Regions from separate parts of the Homo sapiens genome. Here region 1 is linked to region 2. The links are chromatin contacts, found by Hi-C in ENCODE. All regions are on one chromosome and are shown on one strand. Each heading gives the region's core, a stretch centred on a gene start or an enhancer-like site at or near the end of the contact. The rest is flanking DNA. Distances are from core to core; before and after follow the strand shown.

The links. Hi-C counts contacts between places; a loop is a spot of excess contacts on that map. Pooled maps may share reads with other maps.
Region 1: a map of endothelial cell of umbilical vein shows a loop between it and region 2 (4-fold over the local background). The contact joins two enhancer-like sites. A Hi-C loop is called at or near these places in 2 of 168 maps with a recorded cell type or tissue (Calu3 and endothelial cell of umbilical vein) and 4 of 50 pooled maps.

Annotation. Positions count from the first base shown.
Region 1 is chr6:12,537,372-12,542,912 of GRCh38, forward strand. No RefSeq gene overlaps it. Among named protein-coding and RNA genes, the nearest start is that of LINC02530, 45 kb to the right of the region's middle. Within about 2 kb of position 1,625, at least 7 of the 41 ENCODE cell types and tissues checked have a DNase peak (open chromatin) inside an H3K27ac peak, as active enhancers do; they include endothelial cell of umbilical vein, where a contact is called at or near this core.
Region 2 is chr6:12,312,632-12,319,071 of GRCh38, forward strand. No RefSeq gene overlaps it. Among named protein-coding and RNA genes, the nearest start is that of EDN1, 25 kb to the left of the region's middle. Within about 2 kb of position 1,705, at least 9 of the 41 ENCODE cell types and tissues checked have a DNase peak (open chromatin) inside an H3K27ac peak, as active enhancers do; they include endothelial cell of umbilical vein, where a contact is called at or near this core.

The DNA.
Region 1 (5,541 bases), core at 375-2,874, 220 kb after region 2:
ATAGGAAACCACTAAAGACAACAATTTTCCAGATCTCTTCCTCCAAGTTTTCATTATCAATAAATGCTTGTGATATCAGCTGAGGTTTTTTAGCCCACACATCCGGCTTGTATCTTAATTGCAATAACTTCTTGTCACAAACAGCCAATGTAGTGATGTATGGAAAAAGTGGATTTTTTCCTTGTCCCTCGAGTCTGCCCTAACCCCCACCTTCAGCCCCCTCTGCCTTTCCCCCATTCCCAACCTCACGGAGCCCGGAAAGTCTTTCAGCATTCCTGGAAAGTTACATAAGACACCAGAAGTAGATAACATTGTATGTTTCCAGTTTAAAATGCAGAATGTTTATGCCTGTAAGGAGAGAAGAATGAAAGAATGTCCCTTTCGGAAATCATATCTGAAATGACTGGGGGGCTGACAAGTGCTTCCCTTACAGTAAAAATAATGTTTAAGGACTTGAAGTGTTTTTTACTACCTGGTAAATAGCAAGTTCTTTGTTCCTTAAGTACAAATCCTAAGCACCTAAAAGCCCATATTACAGCCAACTAGGCTGAGCATTCCAAGTTCTTATTTGAGGCAAGGGCAGTAGAAGTGAAATTTTATTTTTTATTTTATGAAAGTATGTATGTATGTATTTATTTATTTTGAGATAGGGTCTCACTCTGTTGCCCAGGATGGTGTACAGTGGTGAGATCACAGCTCACTCTAACCTTGAACTCCTGGCCTCGATTGATCCTACCACCTCAGCCTCCTGAGTAGCTGGGACTACAGGCACATGCCAAAAGACCTGGGTAATTTTGTTTTGTTTTGTTTTGTTTTTGAGACAAAGTCCCGCTCTGTTGCCCAGGCTGGAGTGCAATGGCACGATCTCGGCTCACTGCAACCTCTGCCTCCCAGGTTCAAGCAATTCTCCTGCTTCACGCTCCCGAGTAGCTGGGATTACAGGCACGCACCACCACAACTGGCTAATTTTTGTATTTTTAATTGAGATGGGGTTTCGCCGTGTTGGCCAGGCTGGACTCCAACTCCTGACCTCAGGTGATCTGCCTGCCTCTGCCCCCTAAAGTGCTGGGATTACAGGCATAAGCCATCACACCTGGCTTTTTTTTTTTTTTTTTTTTTTTTGTAGAGACAGGGTCTCACTGGGTGCCCAGGCTGGTCTCAAACTCCTGGCGTCAAGTGACTGTCCTACTTTGGCCTCAAAAAAGCACCGGGATTATGGGTGTGAGCCACTGCCCCCAATTCCCAGTCTTCTTTTAAGGGTATGGAGGGCAAAGGGTTGAGGACGAGAGTCTTGGCATGGCATGAAAGAAAGGCAAGCCAGGTTCCACTGTTCGCTTCTGATTATCCCTCAAATGCCTAAATCACTGCTATGGAGAGTTTGGTCTCCCCAAACCCAGAGTCTCAATCACATAGACTGCTCCCGTTTGGTGTGGGACAAACCTTCTGAGAACAGAAGCCACTGTGCTACAATTTGGAAGAGGAGAGCATTTAGTTAGAAAATGGAAGCACCAAAAACAGAGGTTTGATGTATAAACATATTTGCCCAAATCAACATACCACACAGAATTGGCTCTTCCGTGGCCTCCTGACCTTGCCCTTCCCTTCAGTGAGGTCAGCACGGAGACACGCAGCCCCGTGGCTGGTTCCAACACACTGCAACGGTCTCCAGGGCAACACTGGCTGAAGGTCATTTCGGTGCTGCCCAATTTCCAGGAAGCGGCTGTTCTCTGTGGTCTGGCATCGGGGTGGAAAGTTTAACCTGAGCACAAGGGGAAGGTGGTTGGTTTCTGCAGACTCTGCATTCTTTTCTCTGGTGGGTCAGATTTGTGAGCAAGGATTGGCTCCCACCTAGATAGTAAATATTTTTGAAAGGTCTGTGGAGTGTAGACATGACCTTTGCCCAATGGACTTACCACCCATCTGGATAAGTAGCAACCAAAGGAAGATGCCGAGCATCTCTGCTCCTTTCCTTAGAAGGGGAAGTGACTTGAGAAATGGAATGAATTAACAAGGAATGAAAAACACAAAAGGGTTTAGGGCAGTTTCTTTCCCCTGTCCCTATTGGCCCCTATTCTTATCATTTCTTTGTGATGTTGCTGATTCTAGTTTACTTTTTGAAACGGAATTATGCCACGGGAGGGGTGTAGGTCTGCTGATACTAAAATAAATGCAGGGTTTAGCAATAACTCTCTTCACAGCAATGACTCCTCTTTATTTTAAATATTGTCTCGGCCAGTTCTTTCTTGCGTGTCCTTTTACTTAATATCATTGATGATACTTATTCTCATGGGCACTCATCAAAAGTTGATGGAACCCCTACTAAGCACCAGGCACTGTGCTAAGCCCTGAGACTAGAAAACAGGCAATTACACTACAGTGTGTAAGTGCTATGGAGGTCAAGAGGAAGTAAAGTTACCCAATCTGAGGGACAGCCCAGTGTGATGGCCTTGAAGGGATGATCTTGGGCACCAGGTAACCTGCAAAGATCCTTAACCTGGTACAATCCTTCATCTCTCTCTAATATTTTCTATCGAGGCATTTTATGAATTGCCTCCTGGCTAAAAGTGACTGCATAAGTCACTTTTAAGCGTTTCATGTCTAGAAAAACCTAAGGGTAAAGAGGGCAAAAGATAGCATCACCTTACAAACAGGACCCTATATCCCATGGTCTCCATGCCTCAACATGGTGGCTCACACGAAGAAAGACTCCCACATGAGGACTTCAATTGTAGTTGTTTACCTTCCTAATGAACCAAATAACTGAAGCTGATTAAACTCTTCTTAAGAAATAATCACTCGCTCTAAGAAACTTCCACAGGAAACCTGAACATTTTTATTATACCTGGAAGATCAAAGTAGAATGAAGAGATCTGGGGAGGTGGAAGCTGGTAGTGATGTCTCTCATCCTGGTGATTTACAACAATCACCACATATGTGGCATCTGAATGACAGAAGCTAGAAAGACTCTCAGGAGAATATTTCACACTTAACATTGACAGAGAAGAGCCCCAAATCCAGGGAAACCAGCTGATCTAAGTAAAATCAGCCCCAATAAACAATAGCTCATAGCCCTTCACAATCACTTTATGGATCGGTGTTATCCCATTTTACAGATGAGGAAATTAAGGTTTAAAGAGATGAAGCTACTTGAGCAAGATCATCCCAAATCACCTTTTACTGGTTTCAAAGCCTGACAACAGGCACGGCAATACTTTCTCATGTCCGGAGTTTATTTATGTCAGACACACAGCTTGGGTAGCTTCAGAGCTACCCAAGGCTCTGGAGCCTTAACCATAATGCAATATTATATAAAATTAAGGGATTTCTTGAAATAAATTATCCTCTATGGAAGGGGTTGGCAAACTACTGCTCACAGTCCAAATCCAGTCCTCTGCCTGTGTTTTCAAATAAAATTTCATTGAACATTCTCATTCGTTTGTGTATTATCTGTGGTTACTTTCAAGCCACAATGGCAAGGATAAATAGGTGCAACAGAGACCACAGGTCTTGCAAATCTGAAATTATCCACTACCTGACCCTTTACAGAATAGTATAAAAGTGTTACTATAAAATGAGTTTATCTGTCTATATATTATTCTCACTCAATAATTTACAATGCTTCAAACATTAACCCTGAGGCTATTTGCAACTTCCAAATGTATCCTCCAAATAATGAAAGACTCAAGTCTACTTCATGCAGTTTTAGGGGTAAGTATATTTTATATTATTCATATCTACTTTAGGTGAACTTAGTATAATTCTCTTAGCTAAAACATTCTATTTTCCAAACATCCTGGATAATAAAAATCTTAATGTGATGGTACTCTACAATCTCTAGTATTTAACTCAAATTGTTACAGTTAAAAGTTACATACTGGTTATGAAATTAACAAATTTATTCATATTTAAACATGGTTTAGGTTTTCATTTTGTTTTCCAATCTCCCACCTATGCAATTTGATTTCTGTTGCTTGCTGTGGCTCTACAGTAAGTATTGTATTTCTCCTTCTTACCTTCAAAGACAGATAGCTCTTGTGTTTTCCCATATCTGAAACGTCAACCAGTCAGTAAAATGCACTTATTCCCTCTCTTTCCAATACCATCTATTTTTCTTTTCCTATGATTCATTTATATTAGCTTACCAATATTCTTTTATTTCTCTCATCTAAAAACAAAATTTTCTTGTAACGAAATTTGCTTTCTATTGTCCCATTTCATAGGATCTCCATGAAGCAAAACTCCTTCAGCAATTTCTTCAATTTCTCTTCTTTCATACCCTTTTAAACTCTTCCAACCTGGCCTCCACTCCTCACCCCCACTCCAACCATTGTACTAAAACTGTTCTGAAGAAGGGTACCAGTGACCTTGTTGCAAAATTCATATTTGACTCTCAATCCTCATACCACCTGACCTACCACCAGCGGCATCTGAGGTACTTGTTTGCTGTATTCTTCCTGATGCACTTTCTTGCTTGGGCTTCCAAGATACCACACTATCCCACACTCTGGTGTGATCTCTGTTCTGTCAGGGTTCACATTTAGAACTGTGCCTGGCACATGGTAGGTGCTCAGAAAATAACCGTTTAAGAAACTTGAGACCTCTGTTGCATCACAAAATATATTCACACCACTGCTATCAAGATACTATTAGAAGTTGTTTGAAGGCTTGTTAGCAAAATATGCTTATGTTACAGCCTGATGATCATGTTTCAATACAAAAATATGAAGTACTTTTATCACAATAGCCATCTTTTATCAATATGTTATGTATATACTATCTTCATTTAAGGTATTTAAGAAACCATGGTCTTTATCCCAGTATTCTTTTCTTTTTCTTTTAATCTTAATTTCTTCTAAAAAAAAATGGGATACATGTGCTGAACCTGCAGGTTTGTTACGTAGGTATACGTGTGCCATGGTGGTTTGCTGCACCTATTGACCCATCCTCTAAGTTCCTTCCCCTCACCTCCCATCCTGCAACAGGCCCGGCTGTGTGTCATTCCCCTCTCTGTGTCCGTGTGTTCTCAATGTTCAACTCCCACTTATGAGTGAGAACATGCAGTGTTTGGTTTTCTGTTTCTGTGTTAGTTTGCTGAGGATGATGGCTTCCAGCTTCATCCATGTCCCTGCAAAGGACATGATCTCATTCTTTTTTATGGCTGCATAGTATTCCATGGTGTATATGTACCACATTTTCTTTATTCGGTCTATCATTGATGGGCATTTGGGTTGGTTCCAAGTCTTTGCTATTGTAAAGAGTGCTGCAATAAACATATGTGTGCATGTGTCTTTATAGTATAATGATTTATGTTGATTTGGGTATATACCCAGTAATGGGATTGCTGGGCCAAATGGTATTTCTGGTTCTAGATCCTTGAGGAATCACCACACTGTCTTCCACAACAGTTGAACTAATTTATATTCCCACCAACAGTGTAAAAGCATTCTATTTTTCCACAGCCTCATCAGCATTTATTGTTTCCTGACTTTTTAATAATTGCCAATCTGACTGGTGTGAGATGGTATCTCATTGTGGTTTTGA
Region 2 (6,440 bases), core at 455-2,954:
ACACGTATATATAGATATATATAAAATGTTAGCTATTCCTCACCCTGGCTGTGAACTTTCGTTTCTCTCCACCCAGGCTTTTGAAATGCCACTTTCTCATAGAAGAATGGCTTTTCTTCAAGGTTCTGCTGGTGAGCTGTTTTTTAAATGTGTTCTCTTCTGTGAGGCTTTCCTGGACTTCTCAAGGCAAAAAGGCTTTGTGGTCTCTCCTCTGGTATTTGTTAACAAGTCTGATTCCCCACTTGACAGAGAGCTCTTGTAGGGGAGGCACGGCATCTTTTTTTTATCTCTGTGTTCTCAGCATCCAGAGAAGGCACGCTTTGAATGTCTGTTAATTGAGATGACAATCCCAACCCCATATTGCAAGGAGAATGATTGGAATCTCTCCCATACTTGGCTTTAAAGTCATCTACAAGCCTGAACTGAGAGTCTTAGAGACTTTCAGGCCAGAAGGTACTAAGAGGTTTGTCAAGTCACAGACTGAAGAAAATATTTGCAATACATATATCTGATAAAAGACTGGGCATCTCTCTGGAATATCAGTTTCTAAGAAATGGTGCTAACACATCCTTATAATAAATCAGAAAAACGGTGCCTGGTAACTCAGGTTTCCACATGCAACTCCTTTCATTACTGGAAATAAAAATTGTTTTACTTTGACCAAAGTAGATGATGTCTTCCAGTATAAAAAAAAAAAAAACACTCCTCCCCAGCATCAACCTACCTCTGTTGTTTTTGTACATGAATATGTTATTAGCAGCAATGACAGACGGCTAACATCTGAGTCCAGCCACTTGACAATCATTCGAAGTCAGCAGGAACAGACGTGCTGAAATAAAAAAAGACGAGATGAAGTGCTCTACCTAGGGAACACCGCCTTGCAATATATACGTGTCACTGACCTCTACTTAGGAATGTGAGTGCAAATTGTCCTCTGGCTATGGGCAACAACATAAGCCACGAAATGAAAGAGCTCCAAATAAATTAAAATGATAAATTTAGCGATTTAGTGTGAACATAAAAAGCTTTACAACTTCACGAATTAAAAAAACAGTTTCAATGTTAGAAGTCAAGAGAGCAGCTCCCTTTAGGGGGTGGGGTGGTAGTGGGCAGAGGAGAGCCTGGGGGACTTCTGTCTTCTGTTTCTTGGTCTGGGTGCTGAGAACATAGGCGTGTTCACTTTGGAGGAATGCTCCAAGCTGCACATCAAGATATATGCTCTTTCCCGTATGTGTTATGTTTCAAAAAAGCTTACCCCTTCCTCCTCTCAAAAAGCATTTTTTCCCTTTCATTTTTTTATTTCTTCTTCTTCTTCTCTCTCTCTCTTTTTTTTTAACTAGATACACGCTGAACAAACAAAATATGCAAAGAATAATAGTTTGAAGGGGTGCCAGCATGCTAGCGTGCCTCTGGAAGCGTACATGCCTTGGTCTGGACTGGGCATCAGATGTGCATTTTCACTTGATGTAATTCATTTCCTTGTTCCATGACCCAGCTTTCCTCTTTGGGGTAAAGGCCCGTCCAGCATTTTTCTTGGACAAGGTCTCCACCTTTGCTGCATCCAGGGAGACTCCTTCAGTGCCACGGTCCTGCCTCAGGTTAGTTTCCTTGTACGTGTTGCCTGGCTTTGTCAGGTCTTAATGCCATCCTGAAGCTGGTAAAATGAGCCAAGTGACTTCATCTCTCATGGCACACCTTGAGGACATTACTTGGGCACAAGCCAATTCACTGCTCACAGCCCGAGAGACATTTTTTTCCCATGAGCTAGCTCCTCTCCTCCTCTCTCACAAATAACTTCCTCTATGGGAAAGGACACATCAGAGAACAAGGAGCATTGTAACGGGTGAGAAATATGCTTGACATGGGGAAGGAGATGCCGTCCTCACTCCCTCCTTCCCCACCCTCCCACACTCATCTGTCAACTCTAATTTCTCACTAATGCTTGGGTTTCACTCTAAGCTCCCTTTGCTTGCTCGTGCCCACCAACAGAAATATCCAGGAAAAGAAAGAGCATCAGGAATGACTGGCCTGTGTGCAAGCAATTCCTTGTTGTTGCTGACTGCCTTCTGCAGCTTGGCGAATTTGACTCTTGGAATGCACGGACAGAAGTAGCATTTTTCTCTCCACCAGAAGTCTGACACTGACCATGTCAATGAGCGTCAATTGGCAGTACGTGTGTGTTGGTTGACCCTTTACATCAAGACCAAGCTAAGCATTTGCTTTCCTTTGGTCAATTCCACTGGTCCTTCCTTTTGGTCAATCCCATCGCTCTCTGACCCAGGGCCAGAGGAACATAGCATTTCTCCTAACTTGGACAATGTTGCAACACCAAAAAGGCTTGTACTGAAGTACGGAGGAGGTAGATGTGAAGAGTCATCCTTTTGTCAGATTGCAAAGGTGTTGCAGCCCATTAGTTTCAGGATGTTTTTATTTTGTTCCCTTCCAGTAAATGTTTTCAGAGATTTTGCCTCGGGTTTTTAAAGATGTTTTATAAGTTATGGGTCTCTTTAAAATTTTTAATCATCTTAATGAGGTATAATTTATATACAATAAAATGCCTAGACAGTGATCCCATTTGATGGATTTTACAATTATATATACCCATCCAAACCAAGATAGAAAACACCTCCTTCACCCAGAAAACCCCTCATTTCCTTTTCCAGTCAGTTCCCTCACACACACTCACTCCTGCCCTACCCCCAGCCCCACTAGAGCCTAGGAGAAGTCACTGTTCTGATTTCTTTCACCATAAGTTAGCTTTGCTTCTATAAAATGTAGCACCTCAGTATATATTCTTTTAGGTCTTGCTAATTTTGCTCAACATAATGTTTTTGAGATTTGTTCATGTTATTGCCTTTGTCAGCAGTTTGTTCTACTTTATTGCTGAGTAATATTCCATTGTACAAATATATGACAATACATTTATCAATTCTCCTGTATGAGTACAATGGAATTGTTTCTATTTGGAGCTGTTACTAAGAGTGCTGTGAGCACTCTTGTAAAAGTCTTTTTTATGTTCTTTTTTTCCATTTCTCTTGCATAAATATCTGAGAGTAGAATTGCGGGGCCATAAGTAGGTTTATGGTTAACTTTATATGAAAGTTCCAAAATTTTTCCAAACTGGTTATACCATTCTTATATTCTTACCAGCAGTGCCTGGGATATCGAATTGCTTCATGCTTGGTATTGTCAATATTTTTATTTTACTTAGTCCAACATTTGGTATTATCACAGTTTATTTACTTCAGCTATGATGATTTGTGTGAAATGCCATTTCACTGTGGCATTAGTTGGCATTTCCCTGATGATCTACGGTGTTGAGCTTACTGGCCATTCGTTCTTCCTATGTGATAGGCACGTTCATGTATTTTGCCTGTTTTTACAAATTGACTTTTTTGTGTTTTTATTGTTGGTTTTTAAGAGTTCTCTATACATCCTGGATATGAGTCCTTTATTAGACATATGTATTGCATAGGTATTTTCCAGTTTGTAGCTTGAGAATTTATTTTTTAATGATGGCTTCTGATGAACAGAAATTATTAATATTTATGAAGTCTGACATCATTTTTTTTAAATTACTCCTTTTTATGTCCTGCTTAAGACATCTTTGTCTTCCCAAATGTTGTGCTATATTCTCAAGGTTCCTCTTAGAGACTTTAGGTTTTTAGTCTTTATGTTTTTGTCTATGATCCATATCAAATTAATTTTTGTGCACGGTATAAGGCGGGGGGTGGTCAAGACTCATTTTTTCCCCCAATATCCAGGTGTTCTAGCACTATTTGTCTAAAAGTCTTTCATTTCCCCATTGGAATGACTTGGTGCTTTTGTTAAGAAGCCATTAGTATATGTGTGTGTGTGGCTATTTCTGGGTTCTCTATTTTGTTCCATTGATCTATTTCTGGACTCCTTTCATTTCCATAGATCACTATCACAATATCTATAGCTGTAGAGTATGTTTTCAGATTGATTAGTGTAAGATCTCTAACTTTGTTCTTTTTTATCAAGATCGTTTGGCTGTTTTGTGCCCTCTGGGTTTCTGTATTTATTTTAGAAACAACTTGGCACTTCCTTTAAAAAATGATGCTTGAATTTTGATCGAATTGGGTTGAATTTATCCTCGATTTAGGAAGGATGGATATCTTAACAACATTCAGTCTTACAAAAACAGTATGCCTTTTTGCCGGGCACAGTGGCTCACGCCAGTAATCCCAACACTTTGGGAGGTTGAGGTGGACAGAACACAACAGGCCAGGAGTTCGAGACCAGCCTGGTCAACATGGTGAAACCCCATCTCTACTAAAAATACAAAAATTAGCCAGATGTGATGGTGCATGCCTGTAATCCCAGCTACTTGGGAGGCTGAGGCACAAGAATCACTTGAACCAGGGGGGTGGAGGTTGCAGTGAGCTGAGATTGTGCCACTGGACTCCAGCCTGGGCGACAGAGCAAGACCCTGTCTCAAAATAAATAAATAAGTAAACAGATAAAACTAGACTAAATAAAAGAAACCAGTGTGGCTTTTTATTAAGTTAGGTTTTCAGTTTCTTTTAACAATGTTTTGTAGTTTTCAATGTAGAGATCTTGCATATTTCATTATATTTATTCCTAGCCATTTAATTGTGTGGTCATATTTTAAAATTTTTATTTGCCAGTTTTTATTGTTAGTGCAGAATATATACTGACTTTTACCCTAAAGCTTTGCTGCACTCTTTTATTACTTTTAAAAATATTTGTGTAGATTCCATGGAGTTTGCTATGTCACATGTTCTTTGAATAACAATGATTTTTTCCTTTAGAATGTTTGTGCTTTTTATTGCATTGACTTACTCTATAAAATTACCATATCTTCTAGAATATTGCTGAATAGAAGTGTTGAGTGAATGTTCTTGCCTTGCTCCTAATCCTAGTGGAAAAGGATTTAATGTTACTAGTTTAAAGAATAATCTGTAATTTGATTGAGAAAATTTCCTCTATTTCTAGTTTGCTGATAGTTTTTATCGTGAATCAGTGTTGAATTTCATCAAGTTCATTTTCTGCATCTATTGAGATGATTTTTTTCTCCTTTATTCTCTTAATGTGGCAATTTACACTGATTTATTTTCACACATTGAACCAATCTTACATTTCTGAATATATCCCACTTGGTCATGACTTATTTTTTCATTATAGCTTTTTGTGTGTTGCCAGATTTGATTTGCCAATATTTCCTTAAGGCATATATAGGTGTGTGTGTGTGTATATATATACACACACATATATATATATATACATATATACATATATATACACATATATACATATATACATATATACACATATATATACATACATACCTATATATACATATGTGTGTATATATATACATATGTGTGTGTGTATATATATATATATATTTATAAGTTTAAAAGTTATTTCGAAAATATAGGCTGAGTATCCCTTACCCAAAATGTTTGGGACCCAAGGTGGTTTGGAATTTGGACTTTTTTTGGATTTTGAATAGTTAGATAAATATAATAAGATATCTTGGGGATGGGACCCACGTCTAAACACAAAATGCATTTATATTTTATATATACCTTACATACATAGCCTGAAGGTAATTTTACATAATATTTTAAATAATTTTGTGCATGAAACAAATTTTGATTGTGTTTTGACTATGACCTGTCACATGAGGTCAGGTGTGGAATTTTCTACTTGTGGTGTCCTGTTGGCACTCAAAATGTTTCAGGTTTTGGATCATTCTGGATCCAGAATGGATCCAGGTATAGGTTGGATTCCACCTATACCAACGTTTTTGCCATCTTAGGGTCTGGTTTTATTGACTTTTTTTTCTTTTTTGCTTGTTTGTCTTCTTGCTTTTTTGTGTTTGTTTTTAAATTTCAGATTGAACGCCAGACATTAGGTATTTTTTTAAAAAACAGTAGAGACTGAGACACCACTTATTTACCCTCAGAAAAGGGCATGCCTCATCTTCTGTCCAGTTATTCGTATAGGAGTTTGGCAGATGAAGTCTGTCGTTGAGGTGGGCCTGAACTTTGTTGTGGCTTTAGTTATGGTAATACAACCCAAATTTGAAATGAAACTACACTCTGATGCCTTTTATTTAGTATAAGCACTGGGTGCCAGAGAGCATCCCTCAGGTCTCCCACTATGACTACAGACTTCAGGAGACCCTATGCCCCTGCACCTCAGGAGAGATCTCTCCCAGCATTCCTGCCCCTTGGCCAGTGGCCAACTGCTATTTCCTGGCACTTGGTGTAAAGCAGGGGCGTGGGAGGGTTTCTCTGAGTTCCCCTGATCCACGATTAGACTAAGGCAGCCCTTCTGCACCTGCAGCTCCTCAGCTCCTCTGCCCCTCCCCCAGATGTAGACAAGGGCACCTCATGCTTAGCACACAGTTCTGAATGCTGGACCCATTTCCTTGGCTTTCCTGTTCC